2 separate regions of the Mus musculus genome follow, and region 2 is linked to region 1. Evidence: chromatin loops called from intact Hi-C (ENCODE). Cell type or tissue: heart. All regions are shown on one strand. Links, peaks and the distances in the headings refer to the core of each region. The heading gives the core; the rest is flanking DNA.

Region 1 (14,587 bases), core at 4,871-8,870:
GATAAGACAGAGAACAATGAAAACCCACACCACAAATAGACGTTATTAGGAGTGACTAGACCAGCCTACTTACAAAGCATATACATGTAGATATCAGGAAGAAAACTTGACAGGTCCTAAGGTAAGATTTCACCCAAGCAAAAATAGCACTGGCTGGAACACATTAAATCAACTTACTAAAAGGACAGAGGGAACACTATTGGAATTGCAGAAATGGCTCAGTAGTTAAAAGCACTTGCTCTAGCCAGAGCCAGGCTTGGATCTCAGCACCTACACTCAACTGACACTCCAACTCCAGGAGATTCAATTCCCTTTTAAGGGCTCTGTGGGCACCAGGCAAACATGTGATGCACACACAGAGATCAAGTTGTAAACATTATACTAGGTGTTCTCTACACACCATTTAATCCTCACAATTTGGTCATAAGGGGCATCATTAATCCCTACCTACCACCATCTTCACCAAGCACTGAACTGAAATACAACCTGTGGCAATTTGTTCTCAGCACTGAATGCAGTTTCCCCCTTTTATTACTGCCTGTGCCACATACTAGGCAAATATGCTGAGTGTTCTAATAAACCTCTCAAACTTTTCGTGGATGCCTATCATTCAAACTCTAGCTCCCTACAATTACCAGCGAGGTTCTTAAAAGCAAACCATCCATGGTGGTGCCAGGAATTGACAAACACCAAGTAACCTAGGAAGTGCTTTTTTACACACATTACTGCCTTAAATAGTACCTACTTAAGTTGAAGATTATTCTCAACAAATTGCCCCACATCTTATTAGAACTATAATTCCAAGCCTTGAAGCTTACCCTAAAATCACAAATCCCACTTAATTCCTTACTTGTTTTCTAGGCAGACTTATTTCTCAGACAGGACCGTAGGGTTCAGACAAGCCTGAAGGACATCTAACGCCAGCGAGCCTCACTGTAAGGAACACAAGGAACTCACTGCTCTTTCTACAACATTTTAAGAGCAAATGATTCTACCTGGCAAAAAGAGGGAAAGAACAACAACTCAAGGATTTGGTTCCAAGTTAGTGACTATGTAAGTTGACTTCAGTCATCTTAAAATGATTAATTAATGCACTTGTGTGCAAGCCGAGAGCCCCAGCATTCGGTCAACTTCTGCAAGTCCCTTCCTTACACAGTCAAGGAGTCCTCAGGCCTTCTTGTGCAACACCAATTTTAATAGATACATGTTAAGAGACTTCTGAGATAGAAACAGAATGACTTTAAAAGCCCAAGAAATTTTGGTCAAAACCTTTCCAATCTACAAAATATTCACTTTTACCAAGGACACTGTAACAAAGTACTTTAAGCTTTGCCAGTATTATAATATACACTCAGCTAAATTTTTTTGGAATGTAAAAATGTATTACTACGATAACTATTTATGCTTCTGATCTTGCTTTCTCACAGGGGCAAGAGAGATGCACTAGCCACTTAAACTGGACTCTAGGAACGCCGCCACTGCATCATCCTTTGGGCCAAACCAACAATCACTGGGCAAAAGCTGTCATTTCCTTGCTGCTCTTGATGAGCTGGACGCAAAATTGCGTTGGCATTTAAAAGCACCTTCTAAGGGGTTGGTCTTCATGGCCGTGCCCAAGTGGGCTTTCTTGTATTGTTTAATGTGCCACCTTTGGTCCTGTTGGTGACTAAAGAGCATGAAAATCAAGACACTAGCCCATCCCACCAGAGTGGATCTTCAGCTAAGCAGTAAAGCACACAGAGAAACCCTGTCTCAAAAACCAAAACCCATTTACATATAATAAAAATAAATAAATCTTTAAAAAAAAAGGGGGGGGGGGCTGGTGAGATGGCTCAGTTGGTAAGAGCACCAGACTTCTCTTCCAAAGGTCTGAAGTTCAAATCCCAGCAACCACATGGTGGCTCACAACCATCCGTAATGAGATCTGACCCCCTCTTCTGGAGTGTTTGAAGACAGCTACAGTGTACTTACATATAATAAAAATAAATAAATCTTAAAAAAAACAAAAAACAAAAAAAAAAACCAAAAACCCAAACAACCAATGGGCTGGATGGAGATGGCTCAGTGGTTAAGAGCACTGACTGCTCTTCCAGATGTCCTGAGTTCAAATCCCAGCAACCACATGGTGGCTCACAACCATCTGTAATGGGATCTGATGCCCTCTTCTGAAGATAGCCACAGTGCAAAAGTAATTAAGTCCCCCCCCCCAAAAAAATCCAACCAAGGTGACACCACTAGGTCTGGTGGCACACATCTATAATCTCACCAACTCCCTGAAAAGACACATTTCCTTATTACCTCAAAACTCAAAAAGTCGGAAGAGGTCCAATATTTTCTCCTTTAATTCCTCAACTGCATTTCACTCTTAGCATGGGACAGTAAACAAGTTTTTACTTCGCAAAGCTGACTGACTTGCGCACACTAAACCAGAATTCATGGCAACTCCCGGCCTTTTGGAATACAATAAAAGGTAGGCAACCTGTCACACCTGAGGACTAGTGTCAAGAAACAAAGACTCCAGTGTAGGTCACGTACAAAGTCTTTAAATAGCTAAGAATAGTCAGTCACCCTAAGAAATTACCTAACCATGTGGACAAGCTCCAAACTGAAAATGGCTAGGATCTATTTTCAGAGTACAACACAACAGTTGTTGAACAAATACTCCAGAAGAGTAAGTTCAAATCCTGCTCCTACTACTTCCTGTTTTAGGACAAATCATTCAAACTTGTGTTTCCATGGAACAGTACTTAAGTCTCCAAGGTTTTAAAATCTTAATCACTTAACAAACCTTGAATAAATACTGTTCACACAATTGTTAATTTGCAGTAACTACTTAACATACAGTAAAACCCCAAGAGGGAGGGTCCCCAAAGGAAGACTAACACTGATAGTATTAAGTTTTAAAGACATAAAGCTTTTATTTTAGACCATGGGTGAAAAGGTCTATGCTATGCACATAGGCCAATGAAGATGGCTTCACCTGGAGAAAATGCTTCCAGGGCAAGCCTGACAACAGAGTCCACGCCCCCACAAAGCATGTAAAATTCAGACGCAAGTCTGTCTTCTGACCTGTACACAAGTGTTTATAGCACAGATATGCCCTCACACACAAACATGCATGCAACCTTTTAAGTAACAGACTGGTTCAAAGAAAAAGATAAAAAAGGAAGGATTTCTATGTAAAGGCTGAGATGACAAGCCGAACCTCTGTGGTGTTCTGAATGCCTAATCCCATCACTGAGCCACAATCCCAACCCTGACTTTTGCCACCATATAAGATACATACATCCCATTGATTTTTTTTTTTTTTTGGTTTTTGCAGACAGTGTTTCTCTGTCTAGCCCTGGCTGTCCTGGAACTCACTCTGTAGACCAGGCTGGCCTCGAACTCAGAAATCCGCCTGCCTCTGCCTCCCAAGTGCTGGGATTAAAGGCATGCGCCACCACACCCGGCTGAAAAATGTTCTTGATTCATGCTTTTCTCCTATCAAGTGTTTCAGGATTAAGAACCATTCTCTACATCTAATAAACTGAACGTTATTTGCAGAAGGTATGCAAATAGATTAAGTTACATGTTTTTTTTTCTCAACACAGTATACAAAAGTGATAAAACAAATGATTTTTTTAAATTCCTAGATTATAATGCCTCTATGGTTCTTTTTGTTGTTTTTTGAAACAGGGTCTCCCTGAGTGCAGGGATTAAAGGCATGTACCACCACCTCAGGCATTTAATGTTATGAAGGCAGTGAGGGCAGTGTCTTACCCAGGCTGTCTTTCAACTCACTCAAGTAGCAGAGCACGACTCACGGGATTACATGCATGCATCACCATGCTTTCTTAATGCAGTGCTATGGCTCAAACCCAGAGCTTTAGGAACACTAGACACTCTATACTAAAGTCAAAGGAGTTAAATCCACAGTCCCTTTATTTGAAAAATTTACAATAAAACCAGCATTTGAAAATAAAAGCCTGCTGGGCAGTGGTGGCCCACGCCTTTAATCCCAGCACTTGGGAGGCAGAGGCAGGCAGATTTCTAAATTCCGAGGCCAGCCTGGTCTACAAAAAGTGAGTTCCGGGGCCAGGCGTGGTGGTGCACGCCTTTAATCCCAGCACTCGGGAGGCAGAGGCAGGCGGATTTCTGAGTTCAAGGCCAGCCTGGTCTAGAGAGTGAGGTCCAGGACAGCCAGGGCTACACAGAGAAACCCTGTCTCAACCCCCTCCAATCCCCCCCCCCCAAAAAAACAAAAGAAAAGCCTTAGGACAAAGATTTCTGACCAAGTTGTAAGAATTCACCAGTCAACAAACCTCTCTCTAAAGGCAGAAATGAAATCTTCCACGTAGTTTATAAAATAGCTAAAGAACCTAGAATATATAATCCAGAATTCAGTGCATTGCAATAACTGAATCTCCCATTTTACACAGGTTGACCACCTCTGGAGTCAAGTTATTTCCACTGTTTCATACCCTATACTTTTCCTAACTAGGACAAACCTTTAGCTCACAGGAACCAGAATTTACAGTGTATCTCATTTAAAAACCACAGCATTAACATAATGGCCTGCTTAGAAACAAAGCACAGTTTAAGCAGTTAAATAGTAATTGAGGTTAAGGCAGTCTAACAAAGAGTCATCAAAAGCCAATTTACATTTAACTTGTCCGGAAGGATGATCAACAAAGTTGATGGTAAGTGCTGTAACCTACATAATGTACAATGTAAAACTGAGGTATACACATCTTAGATAGACACTACTTCAAAAAAATGTGACAAGCCCAGACAAATATTAAAATGTATTAAACACATACAAAAACCACAATTTGCCTAACTGGAAGGGCTGCTAAGGAGGGCTAGCTAGTTATAATGGACTGAGGGTTAAAATTGTCCTCTGGAAGGTGAGAGCAGACTATTCTCCGCATCACCTGGGACCATCAGGATGAACATTTTAACCCAACCAGGAATAAGGACCACTTTAAAAGCCACCAGGACGTCAACCCCACAAGCACCAAAGCCTTACATTTTTTTTTCTTTGCTCACTAGTAACCCGGGGGGGGGGGGGGGGGGGAAGGAACCCAGGACACATGGTCAGAAAGGCAAACTGCCCGTGACAGGAGAAATCCTAGAGTCTGGAAAAACAAAATGTTTCCCTCTAATTGCAACTGTAGAGAACAGTCCATTAAGTGATTGTAATCGCTTTTGCTTGAGTGTTTCCACGACTGTGTGGGGTTCATCAGTGAATGTTTTTCATCACTCCGTTATTTTAAAAGCCTATAGCTGCCCATTCACGAGCACTGTGCCACTCTGTAGCGCTCTCTTCACCATCTACTTATTTAACGCCTTCTAAGCGAGCATGTAAGAGAAAATGCTGAAATGGCGCCAAGTATCACAGCTGTACGGCCAGGATTGCTGCTGGCACTCGCGGGGCTCTACACCCATGCAACTGCACTAGCCTTGGCAGCCATCTTGAAAAAGATGCCGGGCTCACAAGGGAGCCCAGAGTGCAGGCAGCGCCTGCACTTACCACCGCCGTCTACAAACCCTTCTCTGGATCTATGAAGGTATAGTTTACAACTCTAAGCCAAATACAACGAAGGCTAAGTTCCCAAGGACTTATGGCCACTCCAGCAAGCTATAACAAAAATTGATTTGATCAGCATGATTCCCTGACAAGGAAGTAAGAGAAATAAAAAATGAGGAAGAACCATTTCCTTTCAGATACGTTACTCGTCGTTTGGACAAATAAGAAGAGCCCTCTTTGGCTACAGAAGGTCTATAGGAAAAATGTGCTCGAGGTACTAAATGGACTGAATATTCGAGTAGTCTAAACAAAGGCAACATAACCTTACAGTACAGATAACATCTCAGGCAACTGACATGTCAAATCCCGTTCCCCGAGAGGTTAACAAGGTGAAAGATCACCTGTATGTTAATTAGCGGGTCACATTCTTACATAGCAATTTCAAAGCAGAAAGGGATGTCAAGGTTAAAAGCGTGCTTAGCCTGGAGTTGCCTCAGTTTGATGCAAGGTAACTGTTAAGGCATGGCTCATGCGACGCGCCTGCCTTGACCTGCTTTGTGCCAAAGCTTTTTGAGGCTAGCTCAAGATCGGTACTTAACAGCAACACAAAGCGAGTCTACAGACCCGCTAATCCCGTCACCCAAGGAAGAAACACAGGGTCCCAATCCCCCACCCTGTCATGCCCGCGGTGGCTCTGGCCCATGCAGGAGGCGGACGCGAGCTTTCCACCCCGGCATCTCACCTGTTGATGAAACCGTATCCGTTCCTTACATTGAACCATTTGACTGTTCCCAAAACCTTCGTTGCTGGAAAACAAAGCACAACAACGTCCAATCACCGGCTGGCCCTGGAAGTCGGTCCAGGATCTAGCCGCAGGCCCGGGCCGCCGCCCTCGCCGCACACGTGGGTGCGCCGGGTAGCGCGGGTCCGAGGTGGGTGTGCGCCCGGGAGGCGAGCACGTGAGGGCCGGGGAAGCAGCCCGCGCTCCTCCGGCTGCGTAGGCGGCGGGGCGGGGACCCCAGCACGAGGCCCCGGGGCGGGTGGGCGCGGGGGAGGGGCGGCGGCGGCCGGAGCAGCGGCGGGATCCCGGTGTGCGCGCGCCGCGGGCCTCGGGGGGGAGGGGCGGCCGCGTAGTCCGTGGCTCGGGCCGCGTCGCCTAACGGTCCGGCCCGCGGCCCCATCCCCGGTCCCTTCTGGCGCTCACCGATGACCTTCTTGTCCCCGCCGGCGGGCGCCGCCGATGTGAGGCCACCCGGGCCGCCACTACCCGCGCCGCTGCCCGTGGAGCCGGGCTTGGTGTCGGCGGCGCTGAGGGCGGCGGCGGGGGCGGCGGGCGGCTGCTGGGTCTCGGCCTCGCTGCTCATGGTTGCGGTGATGGTGACTGGGGCCGGCGGCGACGGCTGCGGCTCCTCCCGGGTGTGATGGTGACTAGGCCGGCGGCGGCGGTGGGGCTCTCAGGGCTCTCTGGGGTCCGCTCTCCGCTCCCGCTACCGATCGAACTAGCGAGAATGGCGGGACGGGCGGGATAAGCCCCGCGATAGACCCGCCCTCGTCCTCCCCCATTGGTCCGCATCGTTGTCCATCTCACCACCTGACCGGGTCTCTAGCGCCTATTGGCTCACGCTCCGCGGCTCCTGCGCTCTCATTGGTATCTTTAGCGACTAATTCGCCCGACCCACAGCTTCTCAGGCCTCCGCCGCCATAGAGACCGGAACTAGAATGAGAGCCTCGGCCGTGAGCACCATAGAGTACCGGGAGGACGCGCAGAGGGAACGTTCCCAGATGGGGCTGCGCTCGTCGCGCACGTGGGCCGCGATCGCCGGGCCTACTCCGGCCTCCTAGAAGGGGCTCCTTCCCACGGCTGGGTGAACGCCGGGGCCTCCTTAATGGGTCAGGCTTTTGGTGATCCAGTCACCTTGGAGGGACCACGCAGGCGCTGGAGCTGCCACGACTCAGCGTGTTCAGGGCGGGGGTGATCGTTTCCCCCGGCGTCCGAGGAAATGTATTTCATACTGGCCACAAATCAGATTTAATTTCGCCTCACATTTATTGGATGTTAGGGTTTTTGACTTTATAAACTAAGCACTGTAGACAAGGATTGCTATCCTTGTTTTTATACACTGTAAAACACACGCTGCCTTCTTTCTGAAGCCCTCCGCCTACCTTCATTCATTCTTTATTACGCATCTACTATTGACTGGGGATTGAAGTAGTTTGCCAGTTAGTTTCTGCTTTCTGATGGTGGAATTTTAAACGCCCACCACTTCTTGGTTGGGTGAGCACAGCGTTTGGGGAGTGGGAGCAGGAAGAGTTGGGTGGTGACATTTCAGGCAAAGGTAGGTTTGTGCAAAGGCCTAGAAAAGATAGGGTCTCACGGAGACTGCAAATAAAGGAAACCAATCGAAGTAGGAATCAGAGGTGGGCAGAGGTGTTTTTAACCTGAGATTCTTCCCCTGATCACCGGTGAGCAGTGTAGCTTTCGCGGTGTAAGTAAGGAGTAGCATCGTTAAAGAAAGAAAAGGCTGCTGCTTGGAGAAGGGGCTGCAGAGAGAGAAGGGATGGGAGTGGGGGAAACAAGAGGACCTGAGATGGCTCTGTGTGTAAAGGCACTTGGCCAAACCTGAGTTCTTGCCTTCAGCTCCACATAATGGAAAGAGAAAGATAGCCTCTTCCTGTAAGCTGTAGCTTGACCTCCCCACGAGCACTGTGGCATACTCCTAGCTCCCAGTAAATAAAAGCATGAACTAGAAATACAAAAAGAACGCTAAATCCGACGGGCTGTGGTGGCGCTCGCCTTTAATTCCAGCACTTGGCAGGCAGAGGCAGGCGGATTTCTGAGTTCGAGGCCAGGCTAGTCTGCAAAGTGAGTTCAGGGACAGCCAGGAGAAACCCTGTCTCATTCCCCCCCCCACCACCACCACCACCACCAAGACCAGGGCTGGAGAGATGGCTCTGTGGAGATGGCTCTGTGGCTCTGTGGTTAGATCACTTGCAGTCCTGATGTTAAGACTGGAGTTTAGATACCCAGAATAAATGCTGAGTGGGCATGGCAGCCCTCTCTTGGGATTTCAGCCTGGATCCCCAGAACAAGCTCGCCTGCAATACTACTATCATCCAGCCTTGGGTTTGATTGAGAGACTGCCTCCATGAATAAGGTGGAATAGCAAAGGGAAACAATTCTGGACATCAGCCTTGGGCGTCCACACACACGCACACACACACATGAATGTGCGTGTGCACACCATATACAAGAAATGTGGAAAGAAAAAAAATTTTTTTTCCGAGACAGGGTTTCTCTGTGCAGCCCTGGCTGTCCTGGAACTCAGTCTGTAGACCAGGCTGGCCTTAAACTCAGAAATCCGCCTGCCTCTGCCTCCCAAGTGCTGGGATGAAAGGCCTGCGCCACCATGCCCAGCTGAAAGGAATAAACGTTAACTGCTGTGGAGAGATAGTAGCAATTCTGTCCAATCTGTCTTTGCTGCTTAGGAGTGTTCTATGTCCTCATCTGTCTGCCCTCTTGCTTTGAAGGTGAAGCATTAGGATGCACTGATGCAAGCACCTTTAATCCCAGCATACAGAAGGCAGAGGCAGGTGGATCACTTAGTTCCAGGACAACCTGGTCTACAGAGTGCCAGGACAACCAGGGCTACACAGAGAAATCATCTCAGAAAAAAAGAAACAACAAAAAAATCACCCCAGGATGGACAGGCCCTCCCCCAACACCAGGCGAATCTCCTCACAATTCTGGTTTTTGCTTTTAAGGAATGCAAGGTAATAAATCCCAGGAATGTCCTTTGCAAAAAAGCTTCTCCTTTGTCCCCCTCTCCTCAGGCTCAGCTTTGGAAACACACCCTGACGCACCCTGGCATCCTCCCTAACCCCGATCAATACATGAGCATTTTCATCACAGTCCAAGGTGTAGGTTTTTTGAGACAAGAGTCTCACTGTGTAGCTCTGGGTGGCCTGGAACTATGCAGACCAGCTGTCTTCAAACTCAGAGACACACTTGCCTCTGCTTCCCAAGTGCCTGGTGCCTTCAAAATTTTAGTATTTTTGTGTATATGGTGTGCATGTGTATATGGTGTGCCTGTGTTTCTGTGTGTGGGTCCCAGATGTCGGTCCTCACTTTCCTGATGCTGAGACAGCTTCTCTCATGCTGCATATTTCAGGTTAGCTGGCTGGCACGCTTCCCTGAATTCTGTTTCAGCTTCCCATCTTGCTGCTCATGCACTGGGATTATAAACACATCTGGCTCTTAGATGGGTTCTAGGGAGCTCAACTGACACCATCATACTTGTCCAGGAAGCTGTTATTGGAGGAGTGAGCCATCACCCCTGCCCCTGAAAAGCCCCACCTGTTCCAAGTTTTCTATTCTACCTGAACATCTGGTTCATGTAACACATATCTACTAGATATTAGATGCTTAGTTTTTCCAGATGTTAGGACGCAGCAGTTAAACAAAAATCCCACTAAAACTAAAGGCAGCAGACCACACTTCCTGCCTTGACCACCTGCCTGTCTCCTGTCACAGGCATGGGCCACATCTTACTCTTCTTACTGCTTCAGCGGAGACTGGCAGGGCAGCTGTACCAGGTGTCAGTGAGCTCAGCTGCACAGCCCATCACAAGAATACCAGATTGGCACAGCTGTTCCATCTTTCCCATCTCATGACAATTCTACTTTGTCCAGTCACTCACAGCCCTCTGCTTAGCATGAGGATTTCTTATGCTCTCTGAAGTCTTGTTTACATAGCTACAGGAAGTTACTTAGGGCCTTTTTGTATTTCTTTTGTTGTTGTTTTGTTTTGTTTTGTTTTGTTTTGAGACAGGGTTTCTCTGTGTAGCCCTGGCTGTCCTGGAACTCACTCTGTAGACCAGGCTGGCTTTGAACTCAGAAATCCACCTGCCTCTGCCTCTGGAGTACTGGGATTAAAGGCATGCACCACCACGCCCTGCTTGCCTGTTTGTATTTCACCAGCCTGGTACAAAGAAAGGGCCCTGTAAGACAGGTTCTGGGGCTGGAGAGATGGCTCAGCAGTTAAGAGCACTGAGTGCTCTTCCGGAGGTCCTGAGTTCCTGAGTTCAGTTCCCAGCAATCATAGGGTGGCTCACAACCACCTCTAATGGGATCTGATGCCATTTTCTGGTGTGTCTGAAGATAGCTAGCTACAGTGTATTCATATACATAAAATAAATACATTGTTTTTTTTTATTTTTTGTTTTTGTTTTTTTTAAAGACAGGTTCTGTTCTAGAATTTGACCTGGTTCATCTGCCTATATAGTTGAGTAATCTCTGACCATGAGATGGAAGAAAAAAGACAGGAGAGGCATGGTGGCACATGGCTGTAATCCTGGCAAGTAGGAAGAGGCAGGAAGCTCCAGCCTGGTCTATGTAGTGAGTTCCAAGCTACTCATGGCTACATAGCAGACCCAGACCCCATCCTTCCAAAATATAGACACGAGTACAATAAATACCTCATGAAAGTCTCATCATACAGCTTTCTTTTTGTATGTGTGCTTTTGAGACAGTGTCTTGCTACATAGCCCTGGCTTTCTAGGAATTGAGGTTGTTCGTGGAAAGTCACAGAGATCTGCCTCAAAGGCATGCACCACCACGACAGGTTCAGAGTAGCTCTCTCATCCTGACATTACTTCATAAGGGGGATCTTTCCATGTTGGATTATTCCTTCCAAATAATTTCCAAGGCATGTTATATCTGTCCTCTGTGTGTGCATGTATTTTGAGACAAGGTCACACACAGCCAAGGTGGGTCTTGAGTTCCTGATTCTCCTGCCTTCACCTCCCAAGGGCTGAGATTACAGGCGTCACCACACCGACCCGTTCTGTTCTCCCCTGGGTCTCACGATACAGCTCAGACTGTCCATGAACTGCATTGCCCCTTGCTTCAGGCTCCAAAGTGCCGAGATAATGCAGCTACTGTGATGCCTTCTCACCGAGTCTTTCAGCAGCCCCGAGGAAACTATAGGACACACTTGTTTTACTGAGGAGAAAACTGGGATCTTAGAGAATATAAACTTCCCTTGAGACCTTCATGGCTCAGGGTTGGAGAGATTGTCCAGTGGTTAAGAGCACTGGCTGCTCTTTGGGAGGTCCTGGGTTCAATTCCCAGCAACCACATGGCGGGGAATCGGATATTCTCACACATGCAGGCAAAACACCAATGCATATAAAAACCTTCATGGGGACCTGGCAAAGATTCTCCTACCCTATGATTCCTACTTGATCAAGACATATTCCACCAGATGGTCTCCTTCCCTTGAGCAGTGGCGGGTCACAGCTAATGAATCTTAACCTGCTGGGATATCCTGGACTACCTACTGCTACCTATGTCCCTGAGTGTGAACTCAAGAGGACCCTGAAAGCTGGAGGCACTTGGCCTTCGAAATGCTGGCTCCTGAGAGAGCCAGTCCTAGTTGAAGCAGAAGCAAGGTGACAGTACTGTCATTACTGCTGCGTAGAAGCACACAGCAACTCTCGTGCGGGAGGTTTGGCTGGGTCTGTCCACTCAGACAGGCACAGCTACTTTGGGTTTCCTTACTTTTTCTCTAAAGCCTCCACTTCTACCTACCCATTCTCCTTGTGAAATGATCTCGTAGAGGTTTACTGCTTTCTCTCTCTGTTCTTTGAGACAAGGACTCACTATGCAGCCTCGGTGGGCCTCAGATTCACAGGCCTGCCTCTGCCTCCTAGTGTTGGGATTAAAAGTCTGTGTCACCAGCCAGCTCTGGATGCTTTTCATTTAAACTTAAACTGTCTTATTTGAATAAACTTTGGCTTTTCTTGACTTTAAAAATAAGCAACACAGGGCTGGAGAGATGGCTCAGCACTGACTGCTCTTCCAGAGATCCTGAGTTCAATTCTCAGCAACCACCTGGTGGCTCACAACCATCTGTAATGGGATCTGATGTGTGTCTGAAGACAGCTATAGTGTACTCATATAAATAAATCTTATTAAAAAATGAACAATACAAATAGTAACTACAGAACCCATGCATTAAAAAAAATTCCTTTATTTACAGTCCAAAATGTAAACAGGATGATTGGTTCTCGTTTGTGATACTTCCAGGTCCTGGATCGCATACTGTGGAGACAGGGAAGCAAACACAGAGGCCAGTCCAGCTTGTCAGACTCGAGAGAGAATGTCACACCAAAACAGCAGAGGACCTAAATGGTAGAGACAGGACTGTGAGGAGAGAGGGATGAAGAAAACAGGAAAGGGGTATTACACAGGACAAGCACTCCAAACTCTTTTTCTTTTTTGATTTATTTATTATTATATGTAAGTACACAGTAGCTGTCTTCAGACACACCAGAAGAGGGAGTCAGATCTTGTTACGGATGGTTGTGAGCCACCATGTGGTTGCTGGGATTTGAACTCTGGACCTTCGGAAGAGCAGTCGGGTGCTCTTACCCACTGAGCCATCTCACCAGCCCCGCACTCCGAACTCTTAAATCTTTTCCCTAAAGACTAGACTTTGGGGGATGGAGAGATGGATCAGTGGTTAAGAGCACTCACTGCTCTTTAATTCCCAGCATCCACATGGTGGCTCATACACATCTGTAATAGGATCTGATGCCCTCTTCTGGTGTGTCTGAAGACAGCTACAATGTACTCATAAACATTAAATAAATAATTCTTTAAAAAAAAAGAAAGACTAGACATTTGGATCCCCAGGACCATGTGAAGATGAATATAATATTCACCTCTCCCTACTCTGTGTAGTAACATTAACTTTTAAATGACATTTACTTATATGTGAGGGCATGCATGTCATGGGTTGTATGAGTCAGCTGTCTTAACCATGTGGGTCCCAGGGAGCCAACTCAGGGATCAGGCTTGGCAGTAAGCGGCACTACCTGCTGCATAAGCTTGCTCACTGGCTCGCATGTACTATCTCCATGCACAGGGACCAACAAGAGTTCCAGGAGGCTTAATGACTAAGGCCACAGAGTTAACAGTGTTGGGGCTTTCTGCGTAGTTCAAGGACTGTGTCCTCATCAGGCTTTGATGGCTTGCTGCACATGGCCTTCTAGAACAGCTGTACTCAAAGAGAAAGGCATGTCTACTCATGTACTACCACTGTCTTTCTCTTACCAGCCCTCTTATGTGGCATACACCCTGCTAGGAGACAGTGACTTCTGGTATCACAATGTAGATTCAGAAAGTTTATCCTGGACCCTCAAATTGTGTGTAAGAATGTATAAGTGCCCTGTAAACAGCACTGTAATCAGCAGGGACAAAGGTCTGTGATACCAGGCACTGTGTTCTCAATATGGTCCTTGCTTCAGGTGCTTTCAGTCAAGACAAACCCAGAAAACCAGACATATATTTGTGATAGATACACTTTGTTAAGTGCTGTGAGGGAACCTGGTGGAAAACACTGACCAGGCTGAACTCAGACGAGCTGGAAGGACATAGGCAGGGTTTCTAAACTGAAATTAACTATAGGTATGCTTCGGGAGGGAATGGAAAGACTGGGATATATACATATAGACATATAATGCGTGTTTCTATCAGAAGATGTAAGCTCAATGTAGGAAATTCAAGCAGCAATCGGACAATGTTAACTAAAAAAAAATGTCTTTGCTGTCTCTACCCAGCAGAAGTATCTATTAGCAGTGTGCTATTTGGCTCCACACTAAGTTCTGAGCCCTTCAACAGACTGCCATGTTTGACAGCATACTAGATCTCAACAGTCACTTCGTTTAGAAATCTCACCAATACACACAGGTCCCCTCTTTTCTTTTAAGGTTCAACAGTACTTCTTGCAAGAGCCATGAATGTAAAGACAATGTAGGAGCCTGCCTCTGGACTGAAGCCAGACCTTCCATCTGTCATGTGACAGTTTCCTCCTCTTTGCAGGGAATCGTGTCACATGCCAAACAGGCAGGTAAACACATGTGGTCACACCTTGCAGGTATCTAGGGTGCTTGTCTCTTTTTTTGCAGTCTTTATTATACTTGCTATGTTTATAGTGTCGGGTGATAGCATACAGCTTCAGCTGCATGATAAAGTAAGCCTGTGAGTCTTGCTGGAGCACCAGAGTGGCATTTC
Region 2 (14,587 bases), core at 7,090-11,089, 130 kb after region 1:
CCTGACTAAGACAGCTCTTAAGTCATTCAACCAATGCTTTCATTATGCTGTTGGCAATTAATTTCTTGACTCTGCACACCCAGGTTCCTCTGCCTGGGATGGTGTTAGAGCATTTCAGAACAAAATTTTCTCCCCGGTGAACTCAGACTTGGTGGTTGGGAAATTCTAAAAATCTAATACAACAGAATAAAACATGCTGTTTGAGTTATAAATTCTCTGATATTTAAAGTGTACCTAAGACTGCCCCATTTAACAGAGCCTGCTCTCTGAAATAGATACTGAAGAAATGGTCATTTAGCCTCTTAACAAGGGTAAACATGGTTTTAAGCCGCCTAAGCTCCTCACATCTAACGGGTGAGGTGGTAAGCTGGAGTGCCGACGTAATAATGAATGGTAGGTGGAAAGAGGACTAACAGCATTTCTGCCCTCTAACTTCAACGGGGGGGGGGGGTCGTTTTCTGGCTCTGAGGAAGGGACTTGCTTTGGGTCACATGGTCTATAAGTGACATGCTAAGGAACAAACAAATATGAGGTCACAAAACTGGAACAGCCCCCATGTGACTTTTCACCCTAAGTACCCTTCCTGCTATAGAAATATAATCCAAACACGTATAACCTTAAACCCAAGAATATGATTCACAGGTTGTTCCAATTCCTAAATAAAATATACTTTTTTTTTCTTTTTTAAAAAAGGCCACTGGGCTTTCTCCTTTTCCAAAAATATGATAAGTTGCTCTTGATTGATTCCCTTCACCAAAAGTGTTTTCTAATTTAGAAACTGAAAGGAAAAAAAAAAGAGGGGGGGGGGCACGGGAACAGTTTCAAGTATCTCCAGTCTGGCAAATCGCACAATCCCCGGGTGTTTGATGTACTTTGGCCTAAAAGTCAAAATTCTGCTATGCGGTCATTTTTGAACGCCATTTTTACAAGTACGAACATATTGCTTAAATTTGTGTCTAACATAGTACCTAACAAGGAACGGAACTTAAACTTTCACATATGGCATATGTGTATACCGCTGTCAAGAAGTTCAAAACTGATTCTTTTCTTTTAATTCTTTTCTATTTTCGAAATACAATAGGTTTGCAACCGTCTCATGTATGCATTTGCATCATTTACTTCACCCATCTCAAGTTCACCCAAGACAGAGAATTTGCAACAGTGCAGAGAAATGGAAACTCTTTACGGGGACTGCTGGGCTGGAGGATGAGAAATGTGCAGCCATGCAAAGCCTTCCTGTAGGGAAGCAGAAGGAGGTGGTCTACAGGTGACAGAATGGTGAAGACATTACAATGCACAGCGTGGACGGGGAAGGGTGAGATGGTTGTGGGGTAAACAGGATAAAGGAGCCGGGTGCTCGGATGGTGAGAGAAGTGGATGGAGTTGAAGGCTGAAAGGCAGAAGGCAACTGACTTGATGATCTCGGATGCTGGTATCCCCAAAGGCCTGCAGAGCTTCATCCGGATGCAAGGTTGCGTGTGACGAAGCTAGTCCCACAGTCCTTTCGCTCGGGCCGCGCGCAGGGCACAACGGTGTCTCTGGGGCCTTTGTGGCTGGGACCTTCGGGGACGGTCAAGAGCACACTTCTCCTGAGCCAACCGTTACCGGGCCGAGCACGCCGAAGCCGGCCAGCACCGCGCGAAGGAGCTCACCGGCGATCCGAAGAGATCTGGAATGTGCACCACGGGAAGAGCAGGTCCGTCCCCGGGCTGAGGTGGGATTTTCCTGCCAGCGCGCAGAAGGAGCAGGGGACTCTCAGCTCCAGCCGCCCAGCCGCTGTCATGGCAACCCCACTCAGCGGGGGACGCGCAGGCGCGACCCGGCGGGAGCCATGGAGACCATGCACGCTTTGGGTGGCCCGGGCCGTTCTTCCTGTGAAGACTGTTGTTACAGCGCACACCATTGGCCTCCAGGAACTACAGACTACCCCATTGGCTCCGGAGACCGCAGTAACCATAACAACAGTGTACAGCGTCTATATAATTCTCAGACTGCGAGTAAACATAGGGTTCTAATTCTCGAATTGTTTCCCTCCAAGTTCAACCTATCTCCTTATATTTGTTTTTCTGTAAGTGACTTCAAAACTTGGATGTGAGAGTCCACGCACATGAGAGTGAGGTAGAATTGAGTTTGGAACCAGCTAGTGTTATACAGTAGATTCCAGTCGGTGCCGCCTAGGCTATAGAATGGAACCTTGCCTTTAAAAAAGAAAAAGAAAAGAGAGGACAGAGAGAGAGAGAGAGAGAGAGAGAGAGAGAGAGAAGAAGAAGAAGAAGAAGGAGAAGGAGAAGGAGAAGGAGAAGGAGGAGAAGAGAAGGAGAAGGAGAAGGAAGGAGAAGGAGAAGGAAGGAGAAGGAGAAGGAGAAGAAGAAAGAGGAGGAGGGGGGGGGGAGGAGGAGGAGGAGGAGGAGGAGGAGGAGGAGAATAGAAAAGAGAAAAGAAAAAAGGCAAGATACTGTGCATATCAGGTCTCAATTTAGGGCCAGAATTTGTCATCACACCTGGAGTACCTAAGGTAAATTTCCACACTTCTGGACTTTTGTGACATGAATTACCACCTCTCTTGGAGCACACAGTTGACATGAACTTTAGGTCTAGTTGGCAAAACTTCCAGAAAACAACAGGCTTCGCCATTGGTACAGTGCTGTAAAAGATGACTTTCCTCTCTACAGCCACAGCCTTGGGTGCTGACTCATCTGCTAGAACTAGGTGACCTTTATGATAATATTCATGAGAGCCCACTTAAGATCATTTAAATCAAGCTTGACCAGAATTACCACGAAGGCTAGAACCCTTAAGAAAGCCTAACTAAGCTAATTGACAATTCTGTTTGGCTTCTTATAGAATGCAAGATAAATATTTTTTTTAAAAAAAGATTTATGTGCATGTAGGTTTACATTGATAAGTTAATGTACATCACAGCTAGAGCCCAAGGAAGCCAAAAGAGGATACCAGATCTCCTGGAACTAGATACAGTCCTTGGGAGCCTCGTGGGTGCTGGGAATGAGTCTTGGTTCAGTAGCCATGTCTTCTTCCAGCCCCAAAGTACTTTAGTGATACAGTTTAGCACAGGCTCAACTTAAATCTTCAGATGTTCTTTTTTCGAGACTCCAGGTGCGTTGTCAAAGCTGGATTTCTGGAGGCTTCTGCTTTTCTGGTATCTAAAACGCCACCTACATTTCTTGATCTTATTCTAGCTGCCAGCCCTTCCTTCTGGATCATGTGGGGGACCATCACCTCAACAGTGTCCCCTATTTTCTGTTTTCTTCCTTGGCCTTGAAAGTGTTTCCCCTCTCTGATCTAAAATGCTCACCTCCATTTCCACCCACTCCCACTGATCAGTTTCATTATCACCTCCTTAGGTAAGGCTCCTTGGTCCTCCGAGCTGGAGCAAATAAACGCCTCGTTTCCCTTTGCAAGTATTTCCTCCTGCTAACACACAAACACACACACACCTGGAACTCCTACCTGGGTGTTTTGAAGCTCTCAGAACAGACCATAAACCGAAGGGAGAAGTCTCTGGTGAGTCCATAAGACAAGTTAGAGATTGTTTGGGGCTTTAATAAAACGATCTTAAGTGGGCTCTCATGAATATTATCATCAAAATCACCTAGTTCTAGCAGATGAGTCAGCACCCAAGGCTGTGCCTGTAGAGAGGAAAGTCATCTTTTACAGCACTGTTCCAGTGGCGAAGCCTGTTGTTTTCTGGAAGTTTTGCCAACTAGACCTAAAGTTCATGACAACTGTGTGCTCCAAGAGATGGTTTCACTCCTGGCTGCAGCAATAAACCGTCTTGTGCTGGAGGCCACAATTCCAAACTTCATTGTTTCTACTTATCTTGCTTGCCACTTCTGTTTATGTCATAACTGAAACTCTGTACTGTCAGGGTACCTTTCCAACTCCATGGCCAGTTGTACTGTAAGCCAGGTTTTGACCCAAGGCCTGCACATGCTAGCCAAGTGCTCAACTACTGAATTTCACCATTAGTCCCTAACTGAAATTTATGTAGAACACTGACTTCTACATAATAACAGCACCCCCCCACCACCACCACAGACACACACACACACACACAACTGTATTTAGGACTACCCTACGTCTCACTTACTGGAGATTTTTCTGCACTAGGTATTCACTCGTACTCTAAAACAGGATAGTGAGAACTTCTTAGGGATAGTGAGTTTCTCAGGGACTCAGTGATCAAATGTTTTGGCCTGATTCTGAGAAAAACGGTAATTGCACCAGCGTACTGAGTGTAAAGTGCCAGACATGAGACCAATGCTCTATTTTTATCCCTACACTGTAGATACATAAACTAAGATTAAGTCAAGGGCCTCATTCATGAATCTAGTAGAATGCCCAGCTGGCTATCTAAACACCACACTTTATCACAGGGTAACAGTTCCCTCAGGGCAGAAGCAATCATTTAACTCCTGCCAGGGTCCAAGTGGAAGGCTGGTTATCTATCCGAAGAACAGCCTTAAAATATTTGAAAAGTATTACCTAAATATGGAATAAATCTAGGCCAAGAGGCAAAAAGTAGATGTAGGGAGGTCTGTGATCTACCTTATCTGCATTACTCCTGTTTTAGTAAAAACGTCTTTCTTCTTAAAAGACCCAGGTTTGATTCCCAGAACCTACATGGAGGCTCACAAGTTCCAGAGGCTCTGATTCCTTCTTCTAGCCTCCAAAGGTACCGCAGACCCATGGTGTATAAACATACATGCAAGCAGAAACACTCAAACACATAAAATAACTAAATTGTAAAAGAAAAAAAAAACAATAACAAAAAACCAGAAACCCGCCCTTTCCAAGTGTCCCTTTGTGGGCACATACTTTATTGCACATAAATTTTTGTACATCCAGTTCCCAAATGAGACGTGCTCATTCATCTTTCAGACCCTCACAGCTCACAAAGGCCCTGGCACATGGTAGGCACTTGATAAACACTTCTTCAGAGCATGACCATTCACGCACCATGACCTTACAGTAGGCCAACACGCAGCGGCTCCTGGCTCATCTGCTCTGCAGGCCACGCAATCCCACAGTCCTCTTTGTGAACTCTTGTTCACTTTCCAGATCCAGGAGAGCGTCCAGTGTTTCACTCTCAGAACTGAAGTCCCAGCAGGCACTTGCCTGCACACCGCGTTTACTATCTCTTCACTGTGTTGATCCTTAACAGAGGATCAATCTTAGTTCCTATCAGTGGTAAGAGCTCTGGTGTTTGATCCTAGAGGAGCATTTCCTTCAGTTTTTGTCACATATAAAAGCTGTGTGTCGAGACCGAAGGTCATCTACTATCTTCTCTTCTATCACCAAGCCTTTTGCCACCTCCTCCTCGGACAGCAGTAACTCTGTCTCCGAGTCTTTGGTTACAATAATCACAAAGGACTTTATTGACTCCAGGATGTTGGCCACCACCACCTGATGCTGGTAAACTTCCAAAGCATTCCGAGCCCGACTGATTATGATGTCCGGGTCTGTCTCCAGCTTAAAGGAAACTACAAACGCTTTAGGAGCCCAGTCTTTGACCAGAGGGGAAAGCATCTTTGGCACCATCTTCATTGTTATCTGTATCCGAAAAAGCAAGCCAAGTTCAGTTAGTTAACACTGGTCAGTCCCTACCAGGGATCCAAGCAACCAAGGACCGACTTTTGACTAAGGTTAGGTGGGCTTTCTTACAGTTTGGAAACTTCTTGCAGCACACCAAATGCCAAAGACTGGGTTCTGTAGATTCGTTTAGGTTCATATTGAAGCCTGAATTCAGAGCCCATCATCTACTTTGCTGCAAAGTATGTTTTCTGAACCAGTCCTGGCCTGCCATTTTCATTACAATTTCTCAAACGTTCCCCTTTATTTTACTATTTTCAAAGACAGTGTTTCACTATGCAGCCCCGGCTAACCTAGAGGTTGGTATATGGGCCAGGTTGGCTTCAAATGCTGATCTTCCCGCCAGTCTCCAGAGGGCTGGGGTTAGAGGTGTGAGCTGCCACCAAGCCTGGAACTTCCTTTTAACTCATTTAAATATTTTTAAGTCTTTGAGGATTTTATAGATTGTATTTTAATCATACTCATCTCTTTTATTTTTTAAAGAAAATCTGAAGATAACTATAATCTGTTCATAAAAATGTTACTTTGAGCCGGGCGTGATGGCGCACACCTTTAATCCCAGCATTTGGGAGGCAGAGTCAGGCGGATTTCTGAGTTCGAGGCCAGCCTGGTCTACAAAGTGAGTTCCAGGACAGCCTGGGCTACAGAGAAACCCTGTCTCAGGGGAAAAAAAAAAGTTACTTTGGCAGGATTCCAATATATTGGGTTTTAAATCTCTCAAGTCTAAAATGTCGTGCTGGTGGGCGTGGCTACTGATTTGATTTGTACTTGGAGGTTTTTTTTTTTTCATTTGTTAACTAAAAGTATTAATACAATAATCACAACAGAGTACTGAGACATGACTGACTTGGTCTTCACTTGATTAAAGTCCCTGCCCTGTTTCCTAAACCTTATACAACCAAAGGGGAATACTAAGTTGTTCTGGATTTTTTTGTTTTTGGTTTTGGTTTTTTTTTTTTGAGACAGGGTTTCTCTGTTTAGCCCTGGCTGTCCTGGAACTCACTCCGTAGACCAGGCTGACCTCGAACTCAGAAATCTGCCTGCCTCTGCCTCCCAAGTGCTGGGATTAAATGTGTGTGCCACCACTGCCTAGTTCATTCTGGATATTTTTAAGGTAGAAAGAAAAAAAAAAGGATAAACTGGAGATCCCAGGATTTTTAAAGAGTATGAGTTCTGCCTGCAAGTGTGCCAGGAATCCCACACAAGCTCCCACTTGATCTCTCTTCTTGGCATTTACCACCTGTGTGCATCAGGGATTCCCCTGCAGACTGAAAGCAATGCCAGCAACTGCCAGTGTACTTCTCTTCCACAATAACACTTGGCACACAGTAGGTACTCTGAAATGTGTAACTTAACTATCCCCAAGGCGCCCCTCAGACAATTTCATCAATAAACACTACTTATATCAGCCAACAAATGTCTATGATTTCCCTCATGTTCCAAGACACCAAATCACCTTCAATTTTCAGCGGTGACACTAAGGTGACACTATCCTCCCCTTCTTCTTCCTGAAAGGACAATAACCCCCACTTATCCCTCTGCTTCCTAGTTCCAAAATACTAGGATATTCTGTACAAACAAAACTTTTTACTTTTATTTATTTACTTTGAGATTTATTTACTCTCTCACTGTGCAGCTCTGGCTGGCCTGTAATTCACTAGGTAGACCAGGCTAGCCTTGAAATGAAGAGCCCATCTGTCCCTGGAGGGCTGCAATGAAAGGGAAGATGCTGCTGCATCCAAACAACGTCTTGTCTTTCCTTCCACCTTTGTGTCTCCAGGCTCCACAGGATAAAGTTCAAGGGTCTTAAGGAATACAAAGGTTGTGTATACCAAGAGGCAAGATGCCTCTTCAGCCTTACCAAAGCACTTTGGTTCACAGAACATTACCCAGTTGCAAACTCCAACTTGTAACTCCACTTAGAATAACCTTCCCCACTTGATCAGGCCCTCTGTCCATCTTTTGATGAGTCATCTCCATCACCCTGACACCCCCGTCTCACTACCCCGGGGATCTGACTGCACTTTGTACATACCTCCACTACAGCATTTATCATTCTGATCTGTGATTATGGCTGGTGTCCAGGCCCTCGCTAGACTGTGAGATCCTTGAGGGCAGTGTCTTATTCATCTCTGTATTCCCAGTGCCTAGCTCATACAGAAGGCTGAAAGGCCATCCAGATCAAGAGGAAAGTAACCCAAGATTGGTTAGAGGGGGTCAGATCTCTGGAAGAGAAGAGCCCATCACCTGCAGTGGGCCACCAGATGAGTGGATCTTGTGTTCAGGCATTTCGGAGACAGGAATATAGAAATCTGACACTGCCGCGGCCAGGTAAAACATCGCAGAAGAGCCTGTGAAGATAAACGGAGTATAAGAAATCGGGGAAGGGCATGGAATCTTTTCTTTAACTCGGGTTCCTTGGCTGTGGGGTAGGCAGCAAGCAATAGGGAAAAGAGGCTAGGGAGAACGGCTCTACAGCCAGGAAAACCTTTGGATTTCCTTGGAACATTCACCTAATGGACTGAGAGCCAGGGCAGCAGCCTGCAGCAGATGCAGATAATCCGCCAAAGTGGTAAACTCTACAGCCAGAAAGGTGCCGGCAGCGGCTGCCTCTTGGTAGCTCTGCAATGCTGCAGCAAAGCCCGGGAGCGCATTCTCTTCGGCCTCCAGACTCAGCTTGCCCGACTGGGCTGGGCCAGAAGGCCGAAGGGCTGACAGCCAGGCCTGGGGCGGGAAGCGGTGGGCATAGGGGAAGGCCGAGCGCGCTCGGTACAAGAACAGGACTCCATAGCCGGCAGCCAGGAAGACCTCCGCCGACGCGGCTCCGCGTCGCCCGCTACTGAAGTTGTCCAGAAAGCGCACGGCTCGCGCTTCCAGGGGGACCTTGGTGCCTCCAGATGTGATCAGCACCACCCGCCGGCCCTGCTCGCCCAGCCTGGCCGCAAAGCGAGCCATAACCTCGGCCCAGCGCGCAGCACCCGCAGGACGCGGCAACTCAGCCACCAGGTCCATTTCCGCCATCTGCACTGTAGTCACCCCACGGTAGAACCACAGCGCCCGGGCACGCCGGGCCGCTGGCGCCACGCCCCCTTCCGGATACCTGGGCTGCGCGCAGCCGCAAATAGTGACTATGGTCATTCCCTTTCCTATGTCCGCCAGTAGGTCCTGATCTCGCTAAGGCTCGAAATGCTTGCCTGTTCTGGGAAAGCCCGTCGGGAAGCGTCTAGAGGAAGAACGTATCTAGAAAATCCAGAAAAATTATGCTTCCTGTGGATTTCCTAGTTTGGAAAACGAAATGGTTGTTTTTGACCTATACCGGCCACCGTATAGTTCTCCCCAGGCTCGGGCTACATGGCAGTCAAGTTCTGGCTATTTAACCTTTGAGATTTAGAGTTTGTGCTCTCCCCTCCCCAATTGTCGCAGTCAGTCCCGCCCCTCCCCCTTGCCCTTGAAATCCCGACGTCCGGGCTGGCCCGTGGTTGTCACGTGACACCTCAGCCTTGCGGATGCTAGCCAGGCAACCGTCCTGGAGACCGACGCCGCCGGCCGCACCATGAACGTGATCTACCCGCTGGCGGTGCCCAAGGGGCGCCGGCTCTCCTGTGAGGTGTGCGAAGCCCCGGCCGAGCGGATGTGCACGGCCTGTACAGTCACTTATTACTGGTAGGCCCTGGAACATGGTGCCTGGTGCCTCTGCTCCCTCCCTGTCTCCCAACACGGGTCTGGCCTCGTGTGTCTGTCCTTTGTGGCCTTTCCTGCCAGGGACCCCACAAGTCCAGAGCAGGCTTGAAGACGCGTGTCTAAGACTTCTGTGGCTTCCTCTGCGTCTTCTCCGGCTCTGCTGGGTTTTTTGCCTGATGTTTTGCGGGGCTCCTACTGTTACTGTGTTGCAAACCCTTCCTGGTGCTGAACATAATGGGGCCATTTCTGTAGATCTCTCCTCTCAAAGCTCAAGGAGAACTCTGAAGACAGAGAAGTAGACAAATGATAATTTCAGGGAGAAATGGCAAGTCAAAGGAAATGGGAGGAGAAATTGGGCAGACAGCTTCTCTCAGAGTAGACGATTGGTCTGAAGTTAAGGAGCTAAAGAGCCGGTGTTCTTGCCCTACAAAGGCACAGGTAGGGTTCTTAAGTAGGGAAGACGTGTTCTTCAGGACTAGAAGAAAGACTATTGGCCAGTGCACAGCTAAGGGAGTTTGAATGTAGGAGAGGTAGTAATTCAAGATGCGAGGGGTTTAAATGTATTCGCATTAACACCATCCCCATCCTTTTTTATAAGAGAGTTTCATGTAGTTGGTCTCAAACTCACTATGTAAGCTAAGAATTGAACTTTTGAACATCGTACCCACACCCCTCAAGGGCCGGAGTTGCAAGTATGTGTTGCCATGCCTGGTTTGTGTAGTACTAGAGAGAGAACTCAAGGCACCGTGCATACTAGACAAACTACCAACTAAGTCACATCCCCTGCCCTAGACTCTATTTTGGGCCTCACAAAACTAGGATACTGACCTTCCAAACTTAACTCATAGCCAAATGACTTGTGTGTGTGTGTGGTTTTTTTAAAGCCTTATTTTTCATTTTACATGCTAAGTTCTGTCACTCCTGAGCCCTGAGACTTCTGAGGAGGGTAACATGGTGACTGGGGCAGTATCTAAAAAAGGTTTCTTTGAAATAAGATTTGAGTATTGAGAGGCCAGTACGGGCTTGCTATGTGAAGACACAGAAGAAGGGTGGGCCGTTCCAGCCATACAGCACTGGTTTGGTTAAAGAGTGAAAGACCTTGGCTGAAACCTAAATGGGAAAGAAAGCTGCGTGAGTCCCAGCCAGTGATTTCCACACAGGGATTCGGTGAATAACTCACAACCTGCATTTATACTGCATAAATAATATGTATTTGTAAGATGCATTTCTTCCTGCAGGCAGCAGCAGTGTGGGACAGGGGAGGGTCACGATGGCAGGCAGCAGCAGTGTGGGACAGGGGAAGGCAGACCCTGCCTTCTCGTTAGATCACAGGATCCTCCCCTTCTCAGACTGTTCCAGGTGCCCTTCCTCCATGTCCTACGTGATACAGCCGTCCTCATTCTTGGCAAGTGAGCATGGGCTGGAGTTCAGCATCCCAGTGCTCAGTAAAACAGCCTGACATTTTTGTGGAATTTCTTCTATTTTCTTCTGTATATTTATGGTATAAACTATGAATTGTGAATATGTTCCAAGGTGATAGATCTTTTAAAAACAGGACATTTATTTATTTAATTGTATTGGTGTGTGTGAGAGAGAGAGAGAGAGAGAGAGAGAGAGAGAGAGAGAGCACAGATCAAAGGACAGCTTTCAGGAGTGAGTTCTCTGTAGCCCAGGCTTTACCACCTTTTTGTTCCCAGAAATAGCGACTCAGACTGAATTATCTTTAGCTTTGTTCCCCAACCATCATGTATCCCAAAAATCCTATTCATTCATCCTATGAGTGCCACATGGCAAGTTACCTCTTCTTCAGTTTGATGCTTCTGTCTCCATCAGCATTCCTGGGCGAATCTCCTTCTCGCTCCTGACTATCCCAAAAATCCTCTATCTGTATCAGAACTTTTACCTCCCTATTTCCTGCCTCAGCTCATAGGCCAAAAGCCTTTTATTGAAGATTTCACACATTGCACAAAAGATTCCCTCTACAGTTCTCTGCTTCAGCATGCAGGTTCGAGCCCAGATCATAAGACTTGCTGGGAAGAAATCTTGCTGGCCTGGAATAAAACATTGTTAAGAAGGATAATTTTATGAAAGTACATATAGAAACATTAGTAGTATATCAGAGAGCTCTTGGTTTATAGTACAGTAGATCATAGCATATAGATAACAGTAATTTGTGATATTTTCCCTTTAATTGAATGTTTGTGATACAAACTTAAAGGCCTTCGCTGGCCAGCAGGGAGAAAATGTCAAGTGGTATTTGATGATAAGAAGCAGTAGGAAACTGGGTGTGGTGGTTCATGCTTGCAATTCTAGCACATGGGAGGCAAAGGCAGGAAGATCACTGTAAATTCAGGGATGGCCTGGGCTAATAGTTCAAGGCAAGCCTGGGCTACAGCGTGAATAGTTTCAGAAAGAAAGGGAAGGAAGGAGAAAGGGAGGGAGGAAATGAAAGGAAGAAGGAAGGAAGGAAGAAGAAAGAGAAGCTTTAGTGGATGGTAGAATGGATGCCTTGCATAAGGGCATCCAGATGGAGGTTAATAAACCCTGATGATGCTTGAATAAAACATGTCGGCCTCATAAACAGCTTAACTGTGCTCCCAGCTCCTCCTTTATATCCTGGCCTGGGGTGAATGTATGGGTGAGACAGCTCAATATTGATGGCACCCAGAAATGTATGAAGAAAGCTGTTTATTTAAAAAGGCAAGCTATGTCAGTTACTGTCAGTGGAACAAAGGTCAGGAAGTTGGATACATTATTTATTACCTTTTCCACCGTTCCCAGTGACTCAGCCTGTCTGTCCCTCTGCTGTGGAATGTGACTGCTTCTGAATCCCAGTGAAGTGTTTTTGTTACTCTGTTTTCAGTAATTCTCTAAGATACCCCCACCATTAAACAAAACAACAAAATCCTTAAAATGCTTTCTATCGCTTCTCTGGTAGTAGTATAGTTTGTAAATTAAATCCTTGGCTGTGTTCCTGTTATCTGGAGGAGGAGGAAGAGAGAGTGGTGGCTGCAGCCATGTAGTTCCCATGGCTGCTTTTGTGCTGCATCCAGAGGCTTGAGTTATTGCACCTGAGACCTTGGAGCTCCGGAAACACACAGTAGTTGTTGTCCGGAAGAAAAACAGAAACACACTGGCCACCTTTCCCCTAGATTATAGTTACCTGTTTTGAAATATGTATAATGTATAATAGATGCGTAGGTGAAAATGTCTCCTTAGCAGTAGAAATGCAAAAGCCAATGATTGCATACCCTCAACCAGAGCCTCAGAGTACACAGAGCTGAACTGACAGGGTCGAAGCAGGGAATGGTCCAGGCAGTAACAGCAGTGGGAAGCTTTAATAGCCCACGTCCAGGAGTGAATAGAACAACTAGGCAGATATTCCTTAAGGAAGTGTAAGACTAGGGCAACTCTGTAAATTAACTAGGTCCAACCAAGTCTGTGGAACACCCTAATAACAGAACGTGCATCTTCTCCAGTGCAATGTTAGGTCATAAATATGGAAGGAATAAAATCACAGAAGGTAGGTTCTGTTATGGTGCAATGAAATCATAACCAGTAACAGAAGGAAGTTTGGTAAGTTTACAATCAGGTCAAAAATAACACTCTTTAAAATCCAGTGGGCCAAAGGGAGACTGAAAAATGCTTTGAGATAAATGAAAAGGAAACAACAACATATACCCATACTTATAGGGTATCATTGATTTTGTAGTTCCTATGAATTTACAGCTGTTAATGTACACAGTAGAAAAGACCTCAGATCAGTAACTTAGTATTCCATCTAAAGAACAAACAAAAAAAATGTATTCATTAACCCATTCATGCATGGCTCTGCATTAGATCAGACATGCTAGGAGAAGGAGCAGAGGGGAATAAAAAGGAGAGTAGGAAAAACTATAGAAAGGATAAGTGAACATCACTTTCTTGAAAAAAAAAAAAATCACAAAGCTAATGAACTTTACCTAGAGGGGCCAGAAAAAGAAGATTCAAATTACTGAAATCAAAACTGAAGTTGATACCATTATTGCCGGCCTTGCAGAAATAAGGGAAATTATAAGAGAACACTCTGAACACTGTATATCAAGAAATCAGATAACCCAGATGAAAAACAGACCCATCCCTAAGAAGCACCAAACAGACATAAGAAGCAATGTCCGACTGGATCCATAACAAGTGATGGAAAACCAAAGCCAGATAACACAGGCTGGTGTATTCTTTCACCTTTAAAGGAAAATGAACACAGATTCTTTAATTTGTTAAAAAGAGGAACAAATAACTCATAATATTCTATATTCTATAAGACCCATATTGTGCCAGGAATAAAACCAAATAAAATATCACAAAATTACAGAATAGTATCCCCAATGAATACAGATGCAAAAGTTCTCAAAATTTTAGCAAACTAAACCTGTCAGCAAATATGAAGGATTCGACATCATAGGCAATTGGGATTTATTTTAGGAGTTCAAGATAGGTTGAATATACATATATCTGTCAATATAAAACACCATACTAGCAGAATAAAACACACACACAGTCTTACTAGATGCAGAAAAACCATTGGGTGAAATCTAGCATCATACTAAACTTGGCAGGGGGTGGGGTGGGAGGAATTCCTGTTACTTACTAAATAAAAATGACACAACACACACAAAAAAAATCCAGAGCTGGTGAAGGCACAGTTGAGCCAGCCCCGCGGGTTGTGGGAGCAGGAGAGCTGGCCCAGCCCCTCACAGGCTGCAGCACTTGGGAGACTGGGGCCTGCACTCTGACTAGGCAGCCCAAGCAGCTGGCTCTGGAGGTGTGGGTGCTGTTGAACCCACCCTGAGGGCATGAGAGCAGAAGAGCTGATCCTGCCACCTTCCTGTGGCAGCTTTGGGTGGCATAGCTGGAGCAGTGCCAGAGAGCTTGCCCTGGTGGTTTGGATAAGGGAGAGCCAGCTCAGCTATTAGCCAGGCCCAGATCCTGGGCTCTGAATTGGCTCACCTCAAAATCTATATCATCTGCAAATGGTTGGAACTCATGAAAGGGCCAGTCCTGCTGTCCCAAAGCTGCAGGATATCCATGACACCGGGCAATAAAAGGATAACCAGGAGGAGTCTGGATGAGAATCCAGTATTGATGGTGTCATAGAAGCCTTCGATCTCAGAACCCAGAGCAATGACTCATTGCAATGAACATTTGCAAGTGAAGATGTGTGGACAGAGGGATATAGTGTGGGACACGCTGTGACATGCTACAGCTTCCGCGAGATGTTTTCTATGTTTTTGTTGTTTGTGTATACGTTTTATTTTGT

The links. Hi-C counts contacts between places; a loop is a spot of excess contacts. Peaks named below come from ENCODE experiments on the same cell type or tissue, not always from the same donor. Only the 100,000 strongest peaks of a DNase experiment are listed, where the experiment ranks them.
Region 2: a loop joins it to region 1, with 2.4 times the contacts of the local background. A loop is called at or near these places in 2 of 42 quality-filtered maps.

What each region holds. Positions count from the first base shown.
Region 1 is chr4:119,287,488-119,302,074 of GRCm38, forward strand. Ybx1 (Y box protein 1) reads right to left here and starts at 7,026. Exons shown (of 8, transcript NM_011732.2): 1 at 6,717-7,026; 2 at 6,255-6,318. The coding sequence starts at 6,876. Ppih (peptidyl prolyl isomerase H) reads right to left here. Exons shown (of 10, transcript NM_028677.4): 10 at 12,523-12,696. In heart, for the core only: no CTCF peak of the experiment used is centred there; DNase peaks (open chromatin) are centred at 5,424 and 7,124; H3K4me3 peaks cover 3,539 bases; H3K27ac peaks cover 3,649 bases.
Region 2 is chr4:119,413,723-119,428,309 of GRCm38, forward strand. It overlaps Ppcs (phosphopantothenoylcysteine synthetase), which reads right to left and starts at 8,698. Exons shown (of 3, transcript NM_026494.4): 1 at 8,124-8,698; 2 at 7,858-7,961; 3 at 4,805-5,571. The coding sequence starts at 8,631. The coding sequence ends at 5,248. Zmynd12 (zinc finger, MYND domain containing 12) reads left to right here and starts at 8,962. Exons shown (of 8, transcript NM_001014900.2): 1 at 8,962-9,273. The coding sequence starts at 9,164. Ccdc30 (coiled-coil domain containing 30) reads right to left here and starts at 1,799. Exons shown (of 15, transcript NM_029286.2): 1 at 1,414-1,799. In heart, for the core only: a CTCF peak has its summit at 8,707 (motif pointing left); DNase peaks (open chromatin) are centred at 8,689 and 9,069; H3K4me3 peaks cover 2,451 bases; H3K27ac peaks cover 1,684 bases.